Linked DNA regions of Mus musculus: all the other regions are linked to region 1. The links are chromatin loops, found by intact Hi-C in ENCODE. Cell type or tissue: left cerebral cortex. All regions are shown on one strand. Region 1 overlaps Dlgap1 (DLG associated protein 1). Region 2 overlaps Dlgap1 (DLG associated protein 1). Region 3 overlaps Dlgap1 (DLG associated protein 1). Region 4 overlaps Dlgap1 (DLG associated protein 1).

What was found. Peaks named below come from ENCODE experiments on the same cell type or tissue, not always from the same donor. Only the 100,000 strongest peaks of a DNase experiment are listed, where the experiment ranks them.
Region 2: it touches region 1 in a loop (7-fold over the local background); 16 of 42 quality-filtered maps call a loop at or near these places.
Region 3: it touches region 1 in a loop (6-fold over the local background); 3 of 42 quality-filtered maps call a loop at or near these places.
Region 4: a loop joins it to region 1, with 5 times the contacts of the local background. A loop is called at or near these places in 26 of 42 quality-filtered maps.

Annotation. Positions count from the first base shown.
Region 1 is chr17:70,524,474-70,529,473 of GRCm38, forward strand. The region is part of intron 2 of Dlgap1 (DLG associated protein 1); the gene reads left to right. Among named protein-coding and RNA genes, the nearest start is that of Gm46581, 80 kb to the right of the region's middle. In left cerebral cortex, a CTCF peak has its summit at 2,869 (motif pointing right); DNase peaks (open chromatin) are centred at 1,637, 2,883, 3,917 and 4,485; H3K4me3 peaks cover 2,568 bases; H3K27ac peaks cover 3,713 bases.
Region 2 is chr17:70,630,645-70,635,644 of GRCm38, forward strand. All of the region lies in intron 3 of Dlgap1 (DLG associated protein 1), which reads left to right. Among named protein-coding and RNA genes, the nearest start is that of Gm46581, 26 kb to the left of the region's middle. In left cerebral cortex, a CTCF peak has its summit at 3,020 (motif pointing left); DNase peaks (open chromatin) are centred at 1,546, 3,035 and 4,497; H3K27ac peaks cover 4,075 bases.
Region 3 is chr17:70,593,447-70,598,446 of GRCm38, forward strand. All of the region lies in intron 3 of Dlgap1 (DLG associated protein 1), which reads left to right. All of the region lies in intron 1 of Gm46581 (a long non-coding RNA gene), which reads right to left. Among named protein-coding and RNA genes, the nearest start is that of Gm46581, 11 kb to the right of the region's middle. In left cerebral cortex, no CTCF peak of the experiment used is centred here; DNase peaks (open chromatin) are centred at 2,038, 2,480 and 3,084; H3K27ac peaks cover 4,482 bases.
Region 4 is chr17:70,682,004-70,687,003 of GRCm38, forward strand. The region is part of intron 5 of Dlgap1 (DLG associated protein 1); the gene reads left to right. It overlaps Gm36746 (a long non-coding RNA gene), which reads right to left. Exons shown (of 5, transcript XR_003952404.1): 2 at 144-331. Among named protein-coding and RNA genes, the nearest start is that of Gm36746, 33 kb to the right of the region's middle. In left cerebral cortex, a CTCF peak has its summit at 2,011 (motif pointing left); DNase peaks (open chromatin) are centred at 782 and 2,004; H3K27ac peaks cover 1,316 bases.

The sequences.
Region 1 (5,000 bases):
CTCTGCTTGTAGGACCCACTGACCTAGTTCTCAAGACCCTCACCCCCACCAGCAGACCATAACATGTCACATGAGTGGCATCATGACACAGAGGGCATTTTTCTTCTACACACACACATACACACACATGCACAAACCCACTCATACACATGCACATACATACATATATATACACACTCATACACTCACACACACTCACATACTCTTTCTCTCTCTCACACACACACTCATATACTCACACACACCCACTCACATACTCTTTCTCACACACACACACTCATACACTCACACACACTCACTAACACACTCACTCACATACTCTCTCTCTCTCTCTCACACACACACACACACACACACACACACGTTCATCTATGTTCTTAGGCTAGAAGGACAGTGGGAATGAGCTTTGGTTTCTGTCCGTGAACAATTCCCAGTTGGAATGATTTCCAAGTTAGCGGATTCTTCAACACTTGAGCCCTCTCTCTGTAACTGAAAGAGCATGACATGGGAGTTATTTGATTAATGTTAACACAATCAAAAGAGGTAACAGGGAGAACGGTGCCCAGGAGGGCATCATATATTCCTCATGCTTCTTTGGACCAATTTCTTATTTCTAGAATTTGGATTCTCTGGGGAATCACCTTCATAAACAGAGAAGAACTTTTTTTTGAAGCTCTGATCCTACAAATGTAAGAAAATACAGGGCTCGCCTTTAAAGATGCTCCTCTTTGTTCCTTCAAGTCTAATGCTGTGCCATACTTGATGTCTGAGCCAAGGAGGCTTCTATACTGAGTTTTCTAGATACGCAATGTTTACTTCATATATCTTAGACCACTGTTCCAGTCCCTTCAGAGTTTATAATCATTGTTCTCCATGAACTGGAAAGCTGAACCCATGCTGATGAAATGGAAAAACTACCTTTGAAGCATAGTAAGGCTTATTCTGTACACGGGGGTGTGGATCCACCTCACCTCCGCTTAGGCACCTGGCCTCCCACACGCCTGCATAACACATGCATGCTTTTGAGGTCTTTGATCTCTGATTTATGAAATCAGATTTTTTTAATTGGACCATTTCACAATAGCCACAGAAGAATAGCTATGAGGTAAGGAACCTCCCCCTCCCCCTTCTTTTCATTGATCCAAGTAAAAAAGGCATTACCTTACCTTTCCCGTCTTGTTCTAGATCATTAATCTAGGAATGGCCTGACTCCTCAGTGTGATGACCTAGTGTTGGTTCTTTTAATTCAAAGACCTATTCAACAACCATGAAAGAAAACGTCTGCTTCCTGCAGCCTTTGAAAACCACAATTTATTATCAACCTTCAGGATTGTTCAGGCCCCTGATCTAACTGTCTAGGGGCTTAACGTCTTATTTTTATTTCCTTCTAAATTGTCATTTTCTGAGTAATAGGAACTCCTCCTTGTAAACCTCCCATTCGCAATGTCCCTGGACAGTCTGGACACTGTAGCTTCCATAGATAGAGGGTCTATAGTGACCATCCTATAAAAGGAACTTCTGAAAGCATTTGCTTCTACTTACTCTTTCTTCAAACGACAAAAGGAAATGGCTTGGCAAGAATTGTCATCTCAGAAGACATGACACAAGTGGACACTCGGCCTGTCAGCCTGGGCTTTCTGTTCCCCACTGTGTCTCACATTCTGCTAAAGCCTGAAGGCTCTTTTCACATCCCTGCTTATTCATGTGCACTACCGTCTTCAGAGGTAATGAGGTCAAAGAGGAAGTGGGAGGGTGATCTGAGACAACATGTGAAACATGTTTGTACTTTAAAAGGCTTATAGGAAACAAGTGTCCTTGTCAGCTAAGTGAGTATGTGCAATTTGTAACTCTGTGGTTGCCCAGGGCATATTGTATTTTCATTTTATTTACTGTTTTTGTGTGATGTGTGTGTGTGTGTGTGCGTGTGCGTGTGCGTGTGTGTGTGTGTGTGTGTGTGTGTGTAGTGCCTGAGTGGAAATGCATGTCCACATGTGCCACACATGTAGGTGGAGATCAGAGGCCAACCTTCAGGAATGTGTTCTCTCTTTCCTCTCTGGGCTCCAGGGATTGAACTCAGATGCTCTGCTTGCACAGCAAGTGTCTCTATCTGCTGACCCAACTCCTTAGCCCCATGATAAGATTTTTGAACTCTTCTTTCCGGACCCAGAAAAAAGTGGTTGTGTTCCTCCTGTTAGAAACTGATCCTTTCTGCTTTCTAATGGCTCACTGGAGGTGAATTATTGTCCAAAAGAAGACAAACAGAGCAGGGTAGATCCATTTTTTAGATATGTGATCTTTAGATCCAACACTTAAAGCTTTGAGGGCTCAGGGTCTGGAATCTGAAGACTATCTGCTTCTCCCAAAGCATCCAAATCTTGGCACTCAGAATCTTTCACCTCACTTCACCGGGACAACAACTGACAATAGTTATCTATAGTTTCCAAAGGGATATGTGATGTGACACATATATATGGCATATGTAAATGACACATGCATACAATGATATATAGGGTGATATACATTAGGAAAATGAGAACAGCTGCAAAGAAGCTGAGAACTGTGCGCAGCTAAACACTACCTGACATGAGACAACGTGGTATCTACGTGGCTACAAGCGACTACAGCCGTATCCCATGGAAGCCTGTATGAAAGCCCTTTAGAAGTCCTATATCACTGAGTGTCTCTCAATCATTGCAGTTGAGAGATAGCTCCCGTACGTTTGTGCATAAGAGTGACATTGAAGGGGTCTGAAAACCTGAGGATTTCTGGCACCAACCCAAGAGATCCTGACGACCTACATCTAGAGTGACTCAATAGAATCCATCAAGAACCACGGCTTCTACAGAGCTGTAGGCTTATTGTCCCGTGTACTTTCCTGTAGGGGGCAGTAGAGTCTAACCGATCGAAACGTGGGCTTCACCCGCTCAGCCAAGCTTTGAAGTTATTGCTGGATTTCTACATTACTGATGCTTTTGTTTCTTATTCTGTATAATGGGCATGATGGCTGCATTTGTTTTAGGGTGTTAGGGAAGAGAGTTGAGCTCTAAATTTAGGAAATCAATTCAAATTATTGTGTGGAAGGTTTTCAAGGTATAAATGTCTAGCTACTGACGTTCTTTGTATGTTCTCTTTGTTTCGTGTATCGCGGCACCTCTTCTTCCCCTTCTGATTTGTTCCTTCAAAACAAGGTCAGAAGAGGCATGTCTGATTCTGCGGACAAGGAAACCTCCTGCCCACCCCACCCGTTTCTCCCTATCCCATCTATGTCCGATGATGGTAGCTCTTAATCACATCATGGACAGTTCCTTTATCAGCTGCCAACTAAGCATGGGAAGTTTGTGTAAGTGAAAGGGTCACAAAGAGCCTGTCCAGATCTTCACCTCAGTGGAGCAGAGCTCCATGCAGTCCGGTGTTTGCTGGTAAACAACAATTCTAGCTGTTCAAGTGTCTATTCGCATGGGCCTTGCTTTTATCTTTATAGCTTCAGTCTGCCAACCCTCCCCCGGACCCCCATGCCATTCTTCCAGGCAGCCTTGCAAATCAGCAGGATGAGTTTAATGAACAGCAACCACTATGGTTATGTCTACCAGGTCACTGAGCCACCCATCCATTGCATCCTTGATGGGCTTCACTAGCTCTCTTGAGGAATGTCTCCTCCATGACAACCAGACAGGCAGGACCTTCACAACAGTTGAAGGATGGTGGTAACAGGTCCTGGGCATTATCCTCCATTGTTCTTGCACAAGGTCCTCAGCCAACCTTCCCATTCTCCGAAGCCAGGTGCATCATTCTTTCAAGTCTGTAGAATTCCAAAGAACAAAATGTCCCTCTCAGGACCTCCTCCCCACAGAACCATGGCCAGCTCCAGGCTTTCCTCCTCAGCCAGCTGTCTCTTGGCAGACAGTCCTGAGTCTTTCTACTACACTTGCTTCCCGTGACCACCCAACCAGTGGGAGTAAAATCCATGGGATGCTCTCAGAATTTCATGGCATTGTGTCCTGCCTGTAAACGCAGATGAGCTCAGCCATCTTTCTTTGTTGTCATTATAAAAGTGAAGGTGAGTGGAGGGTGAGATGTCCTCTCATCTCAGCAGGACCCTGTTAACTCACAGGGACCTGCATTCTATTCTTAGAAACCCACCTGCTTGCTGTCTTTTCCATGGGCATCATTTGGCTGGCAACTGTCCCATCAAGGATTAAGTATAGAGAGAAGTATTCCCCCTTTAAAATTCCTTTAAGGGTTCCAGTGTCTTGCAACACTTGAAGAATTCATGGGCTTTTCATTCTCGTTCTCTTCTTCTCTCATTAAGTAGCAGAAGTTTAGTTGGCTTCTCTGAGTGTCAGAAAAAGTAACTGTCATTTGTTTGCAAATGAAACCTGAGCTTTCTGCAAAGGACTCCCCTGCAGATTCCGTCCCCCATAACACTCCTCCAGCCTTCCAGTTGATTTGAGATAGTTTCCTGTTCTCCCACCTCTTGGAAATATTCCATAGCACGCTGAGCAGACACTTTTAGTCAAAAAAAAAAAAAACCCACCTATAAATAGCTGATTTTCCCTTGGCCCTGCCCTCTCTCTGAGGCATTCATGAAGCAGTGAACCATCCAGCAGAAGCAAGAGCTCTTTGTGAGGGATCTGTGCTGAGGCTGACGAAAACTCAAATCCATAGGCTGAAAATTGTCTTGGGGGTTGATCTTCCTTATTTGACTTGTGCACTCACTGCACAGAAAAAGAAAATGAAGAGAGAGAGAGAGAGAGAGAGAGAGAGAGAGAGGAAGAAAGAAAGAAAGAAAGAAAGAAAGAAAGAAAGAAAGAAAGAGAGAGAGAGAGAGAGAGAGAGAGAGAGAGAAAGAGAAAGAGAAAGAGAAAGAGAAAGAGAAAGAGAAAGAGAAAGAGAAAGAGAAAGAGAAAGAGAAAGAGAAAGAGAAAGAGAGAAAGAGAGAGAGGAAGGAGAAGGAAGGAAGAAAGGAAGAAAGGAAGAAAGGAAGGAAGGAAGGAAGGAAG
Region 2 (5,000 bases), 110 kb after region 1:
TGTTTGTTTGTTTGTTTGTTTGTTTGTTTTGGGGAGACAAGGTTTCTCTGTATAGTCCCGACTGTCCTGAGACACTCTGTAGACTAGGCTGGCCTCAAACTCAGAAATCCACCTGCCTCTGCCTCCCAAGTGCTGAGACTAAAGGCGTGCGCCACCACTGACCAGCTGTCCCCAGGATTTTAACTGCCCTCTCATGTGTGTCCTCTCTGATATGCATATGAGACTGTCCCAGGCTCCAGGAACATAGCTGGTACACAGTGTGTTTTGTTGAGTGAACAGAGAGGTTTGCCTGGTTGCTATAATGGACAAAGACTCACATACTCACACATCCAGTACAACCTCTGATGGCGATTCTCTCACAGTGAGGATGACCGTCACTGCCTCTATCCAGGTTCACAGCACAATGGACCCAATTTACAGACTCTCTCTAGCTTTTAAAAGTAGACTTAATTTTTCAGCTTTTAAAAGTAGACTTAATGTACCTATGGGTTCAGGACAAAGTTGAAGAAAAAATACAAAAGATTCCCATATCTCTCTTGTCCCCACCCACAGCTGTCCTCTCCACCCCACCCCCTCCCAGAGGCACGGCGTACTGTTAGAATCCGTGGCCTGCTCACAGACCTCATTGATACGGCTCATCTTTCAGCTCACACTCCATCTTGTGCATTCAAAAGGCTTTGCAAACAAATAATGTCATATCCAACAATTGTCAAGTCATTAAAAAAAAAGTAGTTTCGCTGCCCTGGAAATCTGTTTTCTCCCTTCTTGGGTGTCTCTTCCCCAAGTCCTTCACGATCATTTACCCAGACTCCCTGCCTAGTCTTTCTCCCTCTAGAATAAAATAGTCGAATATCTTATTTGCTATTTAACCTTCTCCACTCTCTTTACTTAGTGGCAGGCATGAAAAGTCCTTCCATGACCTTTCAATGTCTGTAACTATAGCTGTACAGAAACCTCTGCTGGTCTTTGGTGGTCCCACATACACGTGTCCGTACACACAGAGAGACACACCACATAAGCACACACATAAATAAAACAAAAAACTTAAAAAAAAAACACTATGAGGAAAATAAAAATACCAACTCATGTTGGAATAATGGGGTCTCTCACCAGCAACCCTAAAAGCAGGAGAGCATGGAACAATGTATTTCAAGCCCTCAAAGCAAATAATTGCCAAGACTGCTACATCCAACAAAGCTAACATCTAAAGTCGACAGTGAAAGAAAAGATAATTTAAAACAAAGACAAAGGAACAAAACCAGAGGTCAATAGCAAGGAAAATAGCAGACACTCCACAAATTCTTGGAGACGGGGCAATCTCTGTTGAATGACAAACGTAGATTTGAAGAAGTCGGGAAGGAAATGTTATAACTGCTAGAATTAAATGAAAGCCAGACTTGCCAGAACTTTCTGAATACAGATAGGCCGTTCTAAGAGGAGAGTTCGGGCTGCATGTCAGTGCGCCCACTGAGGAGATTTGGCAGCAAGGGCTGGGTATCTACACTTGCTCTTGCGGTTGACTGCTGGTGGTTCCCTTAAGGGTTTCCTTCTGAGGTAAAGAGAAGTTACTTCTATGAGGGTTGGGAGCTACACTCATCTGTGGGCATGAGGACAGATGCCCACAACACAGTGCCTGCACCTAAGACTCAGGGAACACTGTGGGAGAAGGGATTGGAAGATTGCAAGAGCCAAAGGATCAGGAAAACTGCAGTGACATTGTGTCTCCAAGGAACCACAGGGAAGCTACATTCATGGAACCCAAACAACATGGTGGCCTAAACCAGACCTGAAAAAGTACAGCACCAACTGAAATGCTGGATGTCATGGGGAACCTAAGAAATACTGAGACCAGGAAGATGTCTTCTTCAGGGATGAACCCCCAATAAGTGATCAATACTAGTGACCAGCCCTGAAACCACGTATACACAAATAGCAGTATACAGACTGAGCAGGACATATTTATATATTTAAACACTCTTTGTGTGTACATATAACTATATGTATATATGATAAATATATATAATTTAAGACATACAGTATATATGTCCTGATCAACAGAATTGCCCTTTAATTAAATAATAGAAATAGGAAAGTCCACAAATATTTAGAAACTATAAAAATGAATTGTACATAGGCCAATGAAGAGATGCCAGGGAAATAAATATATAAATTGTGTTTGTGTGTAGAGAGAGAAAAAGAGAGAGAGAAAGTAAGAGAGAGAAGAGAGAGAGAATAACGATAGCAACTGAAGAATAGGACATGATTCTGAGAGAGAACAAGGGAGGGTGACTGCCAGGCCAACCATGACTACATAGCCAGAATTCCTAACATAGAGATGGTTGGGGGGGGGGAGAAGGGGGAGGAGGAGAAGGAAGAGGAGGAGGAGGAGAGGGAGGAAGAAGGGAGTCAGAGACACACAGAGAGAGACAGAGACAGAGACAGAGACAGAGACAGAGACAGAGAGCAATAAGAAAACCTTTGCTGCTTTTACATCAGACCCCATGGTAAAACAATAAAACACAGCACTGCGTTCATACTTCTATCTACTTTCAATTTTGTGTCTTCCTCTGAAGGCTGTTGGCCATTTTTTGTCCTGAACCATAGAAATGTTATTTCGGGAGTGGGAGAGAGTCTGGGGCTGTTTTACCATTGGATGCTTATCTTTTCAGCAAAGCTGGCCATTGCTAGTTAGAAGTCTTCTGCGGCACAGCAGGTGGTCACCCTATCTCAGCCTGGGCATCAACTCTGCTCAGGAGCTACTTAAACCCAAAGCTTTGTGGTTTAACTCCTTATCTGTAAGGCTTAATCCTCATGTGACGAATGGAAGCCTTAGAAAAGATAATCACAGAAACTCAAGTTCCTAATGTCCTCTGACTCTTTCATGAAATCACCCATGAAACAAACATTTTTTTTTAAACTGAGTGAGAAAATTACCCTGCATTTTTCCCTGAAGGTTCCTCTGTGGCTGCACCAACCACTGCTAATTCTTCAGTATGCACCACCCCCTTCAGGCGCTTTCTGGAACTGACACTCCAGCGATGTCCTGGAAACCAGAGTGCGTCACCTTGGAAACACTCCAGTCTTCCTCTAGACCTACAGTTATTTTTTCCCACCACTGGGCTTCTATTGGGCACCAGAGAGAGCAGGACAGAACATAAGCGCCTCTTTCATTAGAGGGGAGACAAAGGCCGGTTCATGAAGACAGCAGAAGAGGAGGGCTCCCGGGGTCAGAAGAGGGAAGGACAGAGTGAGTCTTAATAGTCTAGCCTGGCCCCCTGAAAGAGGAGCTTTGTGCATTAATTCTCTCCCCTCGGGGCTCCACAGCACTTGCGTTTCGTGGGCTTTACTCATTGTGATCTTGGAATTTTCTGCTTCAGTAGTGTACAGTCTTTAATTCTGCTGCTACCACAGCAAAGAACATTTTAACCAGAAAGCTTTGTCCCTTTTCATGTGTTAGTAAAAGGCTCTTCAGTGATGCCTTGCGGAGAGGTTAATCCATATTCAACAGGTGAATGTTATTGTCCTGGCTAGTTTTAGGTCAGCTTGACACAAGCTAGAGTCATTTTGGCAAGAGGGACTCTCAACTGGGAAAATGCCTCTGGAAGACTGGGCTTCAGGCAACCATTTTCTTAATTAATTATTGATGTAGGATGGTCCACCTCATTGGTGGATGATGCTACCCATGGGCTGGTGGTCCTGATTGCTATAAAAAAGAAGAAGAAGAAGAAGAAGAAGGAGGAGGAGGAGGAGGAGGAGGAGGAGGAGGAGGAGGAGGAGGAGGAGGAGGAGGAGGACTGTGTAAGCCATAGTGAGCAAGGCAGTAAGCAGCACCCATCCATGGCCTCTGCATCAGCTCCTACCCCAGGTTTCCATCCTGTTTGACTTCCTGTCTTGACTTCCTTCAATGATGAACTATGATGTGAAGGTGGGAGCAAAATCAACCCTTTCCTTCCCAGCCTGCTCTTGGTCATGGTGTTTTGTCACAGCAATAAAAACCCTAAGACAATTCTCTTTTTCATTCTCTATGGCCCAAAGCACAAGAAATTAGTATAATTTACCTCAACATGAAATTAATACAGGTGAATAGAACTCATCTTTTCAACCCCAAAGGGCATAACTGGGAAAGCCAGCAAGACTAGTTATTATTCTCTTTGTACTTAATTGATTGAGTCGGAATGCATGTGGACATTTAAATACTGTTTCTATTCAAGTGATAGTGTATTCACAGATCACATTTCTGTTTTGCTCACAAAGCTTTGAAAGTGTGTCCCTGCCTTGTACTATGGGCAGTTACAGCTCGTGTTCAAAATCTGTGAAGTAGACAACTCTGCATTTCCTAGAAACTGTTTTGTTGTTGCTGGGATGAATGAGAGCTTACTCCTCTGAGTTTCAAAACCACCAAGTCTGTACAGCTAAAGCTGAGGGAAAATACAGTGGGTGTGTGTGCCTTCACCTACATTCAGTGTTGCCTTTCAAATGCCTTTTCCTGTGGCTACCTCTGGTTTTCTTGTGTCTTAACAGCCAGTGCCATGTAGGCAAGAAAGGGACAGTGTTCAGGGAACCAGTCTGGTCATTAAGAGTCACTTGCCTTACCAAAGACATGGAGAAGAATAATCAGGGAATGCCAGCCCTGTCCTCTCTCCTCCTGCCTTCCTTGACTTCTATCTACTGCAGCATTGACCAACTCTGAAGAGGAAACTGATTCAGGGTCAGCACAATGTGCTAACCAGGTCCGCGAATCCACTCCTGACAGCAGATCCTTAACATCACCCCTGCTATACACAGAGACCCCAATTCACTAGGACCAAAGTTTGAAATATTGGAAAGTAACATGAGTCTACTTACTCCGGCACAAAATTATCAATGTCAGATGTTTTTTGGTAGCTTGTACTATCTCTGTTGGACGTGTCCAACCACATAGCAACACCATGTGTTTACATGCATGTACAAAATTTACATGCAAGACCTATGATCAACTTTATGTGCATGGACCTGTACAA
Region 3 (5,000 bases), 69 kb after region 1:
ACAGGATATAGTGAAAATGTCCTTCAATCACATCGGTGCAATGACCTGTTGATTTTGACATTGAATTTGACTTGTAGATGCCAGTGTCATCAAAGACAGGAGGAAAGCTGGTGCACTCTTAATTCCCCCAAAAGCCATCAGAATTACTTTTGGGTGTAAAAAAGGGGGTTTCTGGTCAATGAAAAGGTCCAGTACCTCATCTTGGAACATTTTTTTCAGCTACTAAATATAGAAGATATAGATATAGAATTCAGAGACTTGGATTTTCAGAAAATTATATAATATGAGGGCAATGGTTCTATCAGAGAATTTTATAGAGCGATGTTATGCTGGGAAACTGGGTAGTATATATCACAATTCTTAATATGCATGTTTGAATCTGGATTCCATACATATTACAGTTTGTAAGACCTTAAAAGTGTTTGTTTGTTTGTTTGTTTGTTTGGGGGGAAAAATATGAGTATAAGTGTTTACAGTTGTGCTATTTGGAGAAAAACAATTTTTTCTCCAAAGGAAACAAAAGTAAAACTCACTTTTTTTTTTTTGAGACAAGGTCTCACTATGTTGCCCTAGCTGGCCTGATGCAAACTGTATAGTCCAGGCTAGCCCTGAGATCCACCTGCCTCTGCCTCCTGAATGCTAGGATTAAAGGCATTGCTACCACACCCAGCCCAAACACTGATTATTTCAAAAAGACCTGTCTTTTATATATTTTTCTAGAGGGTAAATCAGAGCCCTGGAATATAGATCTATTTGTGTCTAAAGGATATGTTTGAGGTAATTAGTGTTTTTAAAGTACTCTCTTTATGAAATGCATGTGACTAATACTATTTATGCACTTGAATTAGGTTACAGAGTGAAATATTAAGAGGCAAATGAAAGAGAAAAGGACAAAGCAGTTAGGTTAAAAATACAAATCAGATTACTGATCAAAAACATTGAAGAGCAGCTGCCTGATCTGTAACAAGAATCATTTAAAATAGTGGAGGACATAAAATCTGGACAGGAAAATCTACTCTTGGATCCCTTTCAAGGGGCCATATGGTATGGTTCTGAAACCTTTTAAATTGAACATTAACAATTATATATTAGTTTCCTAAGCCACAGAGGGAAGCCATTCTCTCTCACCTCCCATCCCGTGTTCTCTCTCTCTCTCTGCTTTGTGTGTTTGCTGATCTCAGAGCTATCTTCACAACCTTAACACAAACAACTAGTCCATTGCTTCCTATCACAGGGAGTTAGAGGTGTGGGGCTGCACAGCTCCCCAAACCTGCAGAGGTCAGCTCTTCCTTATCTCTTCATGGATTCTGGTTGAAGCCAGGAATACTTGGCATCCCTTGACTGACATTACATGAGGCTAGCTCATCACTCTCATGACACTAGCTGTAGCATTGGGGAACCTCCTTAATTAGCCTCATGTTAACTTGGTTAAATCTGCAAGACCCTGTTCTTTCTGTAAGCATTCACAAATCCTGGCAGTATATCTATTTGGGGGGCATATGATTCGACCTATAACATGACTACAACTTTTATGACTATAAAAGTTGGTTGTGGAAATTTTTAAAAGATAAACAAATCTCTGTTGAACTTTGACACACCTGTGAGATGCTCAAAATATCAAATAACAGACTGGTTTTATAAAATAGATAGTGGGCCAAGATGTTGTGTAGCCAGAGACACAGGCATATGTATATGTATATATGTAATTTGTAGGGCTTAAAATATCTCTCTACAAGAGATCATAATTGTCACAGCCATGGTGTCAAAATAGACAAGCTCAGTCATGCAGAGGTTAAGACGTGACATAAGCCCTTCAAGTTCTTGAATCACCTGAAATGAAGAGGTGAGGATGGGCAGCTTCTAGCATCCTCTACGCCACCTCCCAGAGCATCCTGTCAGGATGCTGGACATGCTGGACACGTCAGCTGAGTGACACACTGGGTCTTAGGTGATGGGATACAATGATTACTGCTCACAGCAATACACAGTTATGAAGTGAAGACAGGAGAAGGACTGTGAGGATCATGAAGAAAGCTCTGGAAAGGCTGCCACCAGTCAGGTGCTGAGTCAACGTTCACAGTTTTGCTCTTCCCAGAAACACATCCCTTGGAATTAATTCTCCTTTGCCTTCTGCATAATACTCCATCTCTAACTTCCTAGGCCGTATCTAGACAACCACATCTTTTTCTAGTTCTCTAGAAGTTTTAAGAGCAAGTTCACATGTGTGTCCAACGTTGTGACATTGTGACATGCTGTCATCTACAAAGTCTGTGCTTGAGAAATGTGTCATTGAGTCACCAAAAAAACAAAAAAACAAAAAAAAAACCGTAATGCTTTAGGTAAGTTGATGGTTTTGACTAGGAGCCACACTCATCTGAGGTACATGTAGTCTGTGAGCCACAGTTCAGACACTCCTGGAGGAGATCAGACTTCTTCAGTAAGATGCTCAAATTGGATGTGAGTGGGTAAGGGCTCTTTCTATCTATCCTCCAAACTAATTGAAAACCAGTGGTACCCACAGATTACAAAAACATTTTTCATTACTCAGGACAGAGTTTCATGAAGCCACCTCTCTATCGACCCCTGCACATCAGCGGACTAGAAAATGTCTGGGCAGTGTATAGTCATGCCTTTCTTCTCAGTGTGACCACAGTAGTACACAGAATTATTCCTGAGTCTGCTTGTCAGCATGTATTTCTCCCTGTCCTGTTTCGTGAGTCCTAAGTCTTACCACAGTCTCCATATTACCTTTCTATCGTCCTTAGTCACATATAATCATTAACTGACATCTAGTTTAACCATGTTGACGAATTAAAAGTCAAAAGTGTCATGACTGGGAATCAATCCTTCTTAGTCCTTGATGATGTTTTGACTGGAGTCATGATTTTTTTTTTCTAGAAGTTGGAAGCTTTCAACCCTCATGTGATAAAGATACCCAGATCCTGGAATTCTAGTCCCCAAAAAAGAAAACTATATTTATGTTCCTACTTCTTTGACATTTAAGTCAAATTTTTTCCCTCCTTCCTCCTCAACAATTCAGAGCTTTAGGGATGAGTCACAGCCATGAGCCAAGATAACTAAAATTAGTCTAGTGGGACCAGGACAACATTTTTGTCTGAGGCTTTCCACTCCCCTCTTCTCCCAGAAGCAGAGAGAACACTCCTACAGTCCTTTCTATTGTTTTTCTTCTTGTTGTTTTCCAAAAGCATCTTTAGAGTTTGTTCTTGCGTCAGCTACTTAGTGTTAGTGACTGAGTCTTCGGCATACAAAGCCTAAGGAAGATGAATCATGAGGAGACTTTGCAATGAAGTCCACCTTTGGGCTTCTGGGGCTCCTTAGTAACTCCCGTCTGAAAGCCTGCCTCCCTCATGCTCCTCTCCCAACACACCCCGACTGACCTTTGACCTCATCACTGCTGCTGCTTCCTCTGCGCTCAGCTAACGAGGCATCTGAAATGGCCTTGGTTTCCCCAGAAAATTATGTTTCCAAAGAAGCTTCTGAATATTCAATAATAAATTTTCAGACAGGTAGGGGAGAGGTTTGGGAACCAGAGTTTCTTCCCAACTCTTCCCCACACTTGAGCTCTGAAGAAGAACATCAAGCTTTATCTCGATTCTTTATACTTCTGTTTGTTTACAAAGCTAGACTACAGACGGCTACAACGGTTGGCTATAGTCGGGGCCCAAGCTAGTCTTGAATTTATTTCACTCAAATATACTATGGAAGGAATGTTCTAAAATGATTCTAGGTGAACTTCCATTTTCAAACATTCTAAAGTTGGGTTGTGGACAGTGGCACATGGCTTTAATTCCAACAGTCATGGGGCAGAAGCAGGTAGATCTCTGTGGGTTCAAGGCCAGCCTGGTCTATGCAGAGAGTTTCAGGCCAGGCAAGGCTACATCATGAAATTCCTATCTAAAGAAAATAATAATAATAATTATTATTATTATTATTAATAGTTGTTATTATTATAAATATTCTAAAATTAAGTTCAAGTACCAGTAACCCAAAGCAAATAATTTAAATTTTCTTTAAATTTTCTTCATATTTTTAATCCCTTTATCCAAATGTTAGGTGAAAAAATTCCCTTGGGGGGGCATGGGGGACTCCTAAAATCATTGTGAATTCAGATAGAGTATCTGACCTGTGACCTCAAGGGGGTTTGTGTCATTTATCCTCTTCATCTTCATTTATTTACTAACTCCTCATTTTTTAAAAGAGAAATTAATTACTCTTCTCATGTTGTGACCAAATAGGTGACACAAAGCAACGCATGGGAGAAATAACTGGTTTTAGCTCACAGTTTGAGGGGGCATGGTCCGTCCTAGAGAGGCTGTATGGTGAAGTTCATAGCAGCTAGAATTCCTTCCAGCTGAACAGTTCATAAAGCAGAGAGTTAAGGATATTTGTGCTTAGCTGGCCCCATTTCCCTTTTGTTCAGAATAGGAGGCCATTCAATGAGATGGCTCTACCCTGGATGTGCCTACCCCTCCTTGACACCCTGTGACAACAACCTTACAGATATTCCTCTAGGTGTGGCTCCAAGGTGATTTCAAGCCCAGTCGGGATGACAGTGAAGGTGAGACACACTAAGTGGCTCTTTTCTTTTAGCTAAGGCTCAACACCTCTGTATATAAGTCAGGCTTTCAGCATGAATGAGTGGCTCTAAGAACTAGGCTGTGACAGACAGCATTAGCAGATCCCAGCACAGATAGATGGACACTAGACTCCCTTATCATGGACTCATTGACCCCTGTTGTCTGCGGATGTCATTGTTGATCTGCATGAAAGATCCTGATACTGGTTTGATACTGATGAGGAAAATGTAGAGATAAAGTGTAGTGGGCGGGGGTGGAGAGGTGGGGGGGGGGGGTTATTCACTAGTTAAATACAAGAGGAAACAGTGTTAGCAAAGTGCTTTGAGAAATGCCTAAAGTTAAATCAACTCTAAACTGAAGGTCTACATCAAGAGCATAAAAACTCATTGGCCTTTGCAGAAG
Region 4 (5,000 bases), 160 kb after region 1:
ATCACACCCCCTGAAGGTTTTGCTGTCATCAGTAGTGCCATAGACTAGGGAGCAATCATTAGCATAGGGGAGGGGAAGCTCTGTGAACATCCCAGAGGTCCAATGTGGTATGTATCTAGAAGCAATTTGGGTAAGAGACCTACCTGTCTTCTGCCCTCCCCATTTGCCTTTGCTCTGGAGCTGTGGGTGTGTGAACCCTCCAGGGAGGCCAACAGGAAAGTCCTGAGCTTGGTCACAGAAGGCCCCATCTGTGTTCATCTGTCAGCAGATTCAGGGACTATGGAGACAAGTCCAATGGCCACTTTGCTTGCCATCCAAACCAGAACATTTCCTAAAGTGGAAAAAAAAAAAAGGAGTCCTTAATAACTGTACTAGAGTAACTGTCACTTTAAGTCTAGAGTTGTATTAACGTTGGAGGGTGCATCATAAAAGCAGGTCCTAGCCCTCCTTTGCTGAAGGCACTCCATGAAACCATGCTCTGCCCTACCCCCACCCTCACCCCACCCCCACCCCACCCCCATTTGCTGATGGTTCAGAGCAATCATCTCTTTGAGCACTGTGTTTTTAGCCAACTGTCAAGGCAAACTCCTTCCAGCAGATAACGCGAGTTAAACTGTGGCCAAAGTAAATAGGCCAGACTCCACTTACATCAACAAGCAGTCTGAAACACTGAAGATGGTTCCTTCCTCAAAATAAATCAGATTAATTCGTTCATTTATTTTAGATTCTCTTCAGATAGCCTCGCAGATGGTTTGCGAAAATCGCTATGCCAACAAGTCTGTCTGGCCCAAAAAAATTAAACCCTACCATACTGTGTGCCTTTGTCTTCTAATGAATATCTGCATTTCTTAGTTGGAAGGAGTGGGGCATGACTGTAGACCCAGCACCTGAGTGGTAAGATCCTTTAAGGCCAGCCTGGCCAACATGGGGACCACGTTCACCATCTTAAAAAATATAGGGGCTTATGAGATGGCTCAGGAGGTGACTTAAAGCCAAGCCTAGTGACCTGCATTTCATTCCCTAGGACCCACATGGTAAAAAGAGAGAAACTGACTCCCACAAATTGTTCCTTGGCTTCTACAAATGCACCATGGTGCCTGTTTGCACAGATGCAAAATGAATGAATGAATGAATGAATGAATGAATGAATGAATGAATGAAATTTTTTATCTGAATTCCCTTTTCCTATTTGTTGATCACATTCTCCCTTGAATTTTGTGAACTAAATTACAGAAACAGTTCTTTAGAGTCACACCTCTGTCTTCTCTTACTTTGTTCTAGAATCCTCAACTAGAGAACTCTAAAGGTTGATTATTCCTGTTTCCATGTTAGCTGCCCAAAATATCCAAAAGACTTCAAAGACCAACATTAGTAAGTCCTGGAAAGGTTTGTCCTAATTGCAGGCATTCCTCCAGGTCTCCTGACAGCAACTCAGAAACACCCAAGTAAAGATCTAACAGGGTGAAGGTTAACCCCAAGTGGAGATTCCTCCCAAAGCAAAGGCCCTGCGACCCCCATGCTGCTCAGCTGGGATCATAAACCCGAGCACACACTCTGACGTCTTAATTCAGTTATTTAGAGGGAATTTAAAAGAAAATCTAGTGATGGGTTCCCAAACTGACCGTTTCCCTCTGAATCATGGAACTAAAATTCTCTTTAATGAGAGAAAGAGAGCACACACTCCATGAGGAATCGAGTCCAGACAACCCCCAACTTGGGGGGGGGGGGGAGGCCTCCAGGGAGCTCTGCCTGTTGCTCCTGGGAAACACCATAGGGTGAGTCTGCAGGCCACCATCCTCTCTGTGAGCTCGGCATTTTGCTTTTACATTTACAAAGCAGCCAGAATGTTCCTGCTGGTGTCACTGCCCAAAGAGACCCATGCCTGGTGCTAGGGGAAACTGTCAGATCAGAAGCCTGAAGGGGACTTTGTGAGAGGAATTTGGGCAATGTAGGCAGAAGTAATCCCAGCTGTAATCGCTGCTTGGTCGCGCGCAACGTCGCCCTCTGGTGGCCGCTATGTTTATGTGCATGGGAAAAGCGTGAACACCAGCCGTGGAATGTGTCCATCCATAGCTGGTGAACTTCCAAACAGCTATCTCTGCTAAAGGAGAACAAGAAAAAGCAGTTCCTCACTCTGAACACTCCTGACACTCTCCACACGCGTTCAGACATGCAGACAGTCTTCCCTCTCGGAGCGTCTCCGGCGATTTCTGTCTTTGCTGTCACCCCGGTCACTCCGCCTCGCCACGTTTACCTGTAGTTCTTGTGGTTCTCTCGCCATTATGATCATGTTCTCTGACCTTTTCCCTTATACTGCCCAACAGCGTTTGAAATCAATACAGTAATATTCAAAACTCAAGGATGAAAGCCTGCCAGCTCTCGGGGAGTTTAACCCTTGGTTGGGATCACTCCAAACACCTCCCCCCCCATCCCCGTGTTCCCAAACCACAGCCTTCCCAGCACCTTAAAGATTCTGCACATGGAGGGACTTAAGGCTCCAGCAGCATATGTAGCAGAGGATGGCCTTGTGGGACATCAATGAGAGGAGAAGCCCTGGGTCTTGTGAAGGCTCGATGCCCCAGTGTAGGGGAATGCCAGGACAGGGAAGCAGGAGTGGGTGGGTTAGGGAGCAAGGGGAGGTGGGGGATGGGATGGGGGCTTGGAGGGGAAATGAGGAAAGGGGATAAAATTTGAAATGGAAATAAAGAAAATATCTGATTAAAAAAAAAAAAGATTCTGCAGTTTGGAGCCTAAGACCTTTTAGTGCTGGGGATGCCTCGATCCACCATCTGGTCCCAGGGTCCGTGTCCTCTCTCCTAATCCTTTTCTTAAATGGTTGCAAGCAACCAGAATCATCCAGCTTTCACCTTCTAAAGTCCTGTGGTGGTCTGCTACCACAAACCCAAAAGTACCCACCCCATAGCCTTTGCTTCTGCTTGTCCTGGCAAGCGGCCTGATCACTCTAAAGGCACAACTCCCACCTTGAACTCTTTCCTGGAACTTTAAATGCAGTGGGGCACCACAACTTGAGCTGTTGAACAATGGAGGAATCATGACCCTGTGCATAATCATATTCCAAGTTGCCATGAGTCGCTTATGCTGAGCTGGGTTTCCCTTTTCTTGTGAGATAACCATCTCATCCCCACTACTCTGACCCGCTGACATCTAAGCCGTGATTGCTTCCACATTAAGATCCATTTCTGAACTAGTTTCTGTTCTGTGCAACGTAATTAAAGGTTGTACATTTTCCACCACGCAGATTTATATATGTGGGAAAGAAGAAAAGCAAGTATGAGAAACTACGTTTCGCCTCATGTTTCTCCCTTGACCTTAGCAGTGGCTTCTACTCTGAGGAACCAGAAATCCCTCAAGTGAAGAGCTGAAGAGCTTTAGTGGCCATCCCAGATGCTGGCTCTGTTGCAGCCAGACTGATGGCTTTCATTACCATGACCAGAGTCTTGAGATTCCGCATGCAGAACTATGGAACTAGACCATGGTCCTGCCCGTCTCCCAGCCCCACTTCATCACTAGCTCTGGAACACTAGACAAATCAGAATGTCGGGGTTGGGGGAGGGGATACATCTTCATTTCCTACAGGAGAAGGGGAAAGTTGACGAAGTTGGTTAGAGACAGGAGTTGAGCACAGAACTCTGCAACAGGACAGTAATTGGAGACTGGTTGCTGAGGGGCTAGCGAGCAGCTCCGCATGTGAGCATCCGGGTCTAACACGGAAACCCTCCACTGCAGAAGCGTCGGCTTCCCAGGCTAAGCCTCCGCCAGGGTAAATAGACGGGGAAAGGTCCTGAGCAACCTTGAAAAGCAGTGGTTCTTGATCTCACTGTGCCTCGACACCAGATGCTCTGATGCCTGGTAAAAGAATAAACTTCTAATTAAAATGACAAAAATTGTGTTTGAACTCTGGAGGCCATAAGAACCTTCAAATTGCTTCTTGTAATGTGCTCCAAAATGCAGACTCACGACTACCAGTGGTTCGTAGGAGGGAGAATGTCCAATTTCACTTTGTATTAACAATAAAAACACTTCCAAAAACACACATAATGGTGATGATCACCTAGCCTTGGCTAAGAGGCACTTAACCTTTGATCTCCAGCTAAATTACACTACCCGGAGGGGCAGCATGCACGCAGCCAGGAACTTGGTTCTTTGGGTATTGTTTTGTTAATATGGTAAAATAATTACTAAGTTTTTCAAAGTTCTTCTAAGGATAGCTTCTTTCAGATATAGATGAAATGGGGGGGTAAGGACTAACTTTGGCAAAGACAGTAGAAAAGACAAACCATTAGTTTGGTTTCAGTTTTCAGGAAACATGACGACAACTAATTCTTCCGAGCCTCTTTAAAATGTTGCCTAGTGATACTATGAATGTGCCGCCTCTTCTCAGAAAGGCAGTGTTCAACTTCACAGAAATGCAAACTCCTAAACCCAAAAGCTTGCATGCCAAAAGTCAGTCGAGTCCTGTTCACTCAGCCTAGCTGAGTGACTTGCCCTCACCTCACCCGTTTTCTCCAATTAACCTCTCACATGGTAAGCTCACAAGACAGTGTGGCTCAGCAGGTGGAGGTGGCCAGGCCTGCTGACCTCAGTTCAATTTCTAGAAACCATATGTTGGAAGCAGAGAAGTGACTTCTGCAAGTTGTCTTCTGACCTCCACATATATGTGTAACACAAACACACACACACACACACATGAAAATCTAATTTTAAATGGAGCTAGAGAAATGGCCCACTGGTGAAGGGCCCATCAGCTGCCCTTGCAGAGAACTTGGGTTCTGTTCTCAGCACATACATGACAGCTCATAATCACATGTAACTGCAGTCCCAGGGCATCCAATGCCGCCTTCTGGCCTCCAAGGGCATCAGGCACATACATGGCACACAGACACACACATGCAGGCATTCACAGGCATAACATACAAATAATAAAATATTTAACTCATCAAGTGTAGAGGTCCCCTGGATGTGTTTCAAACGCTCTCTCT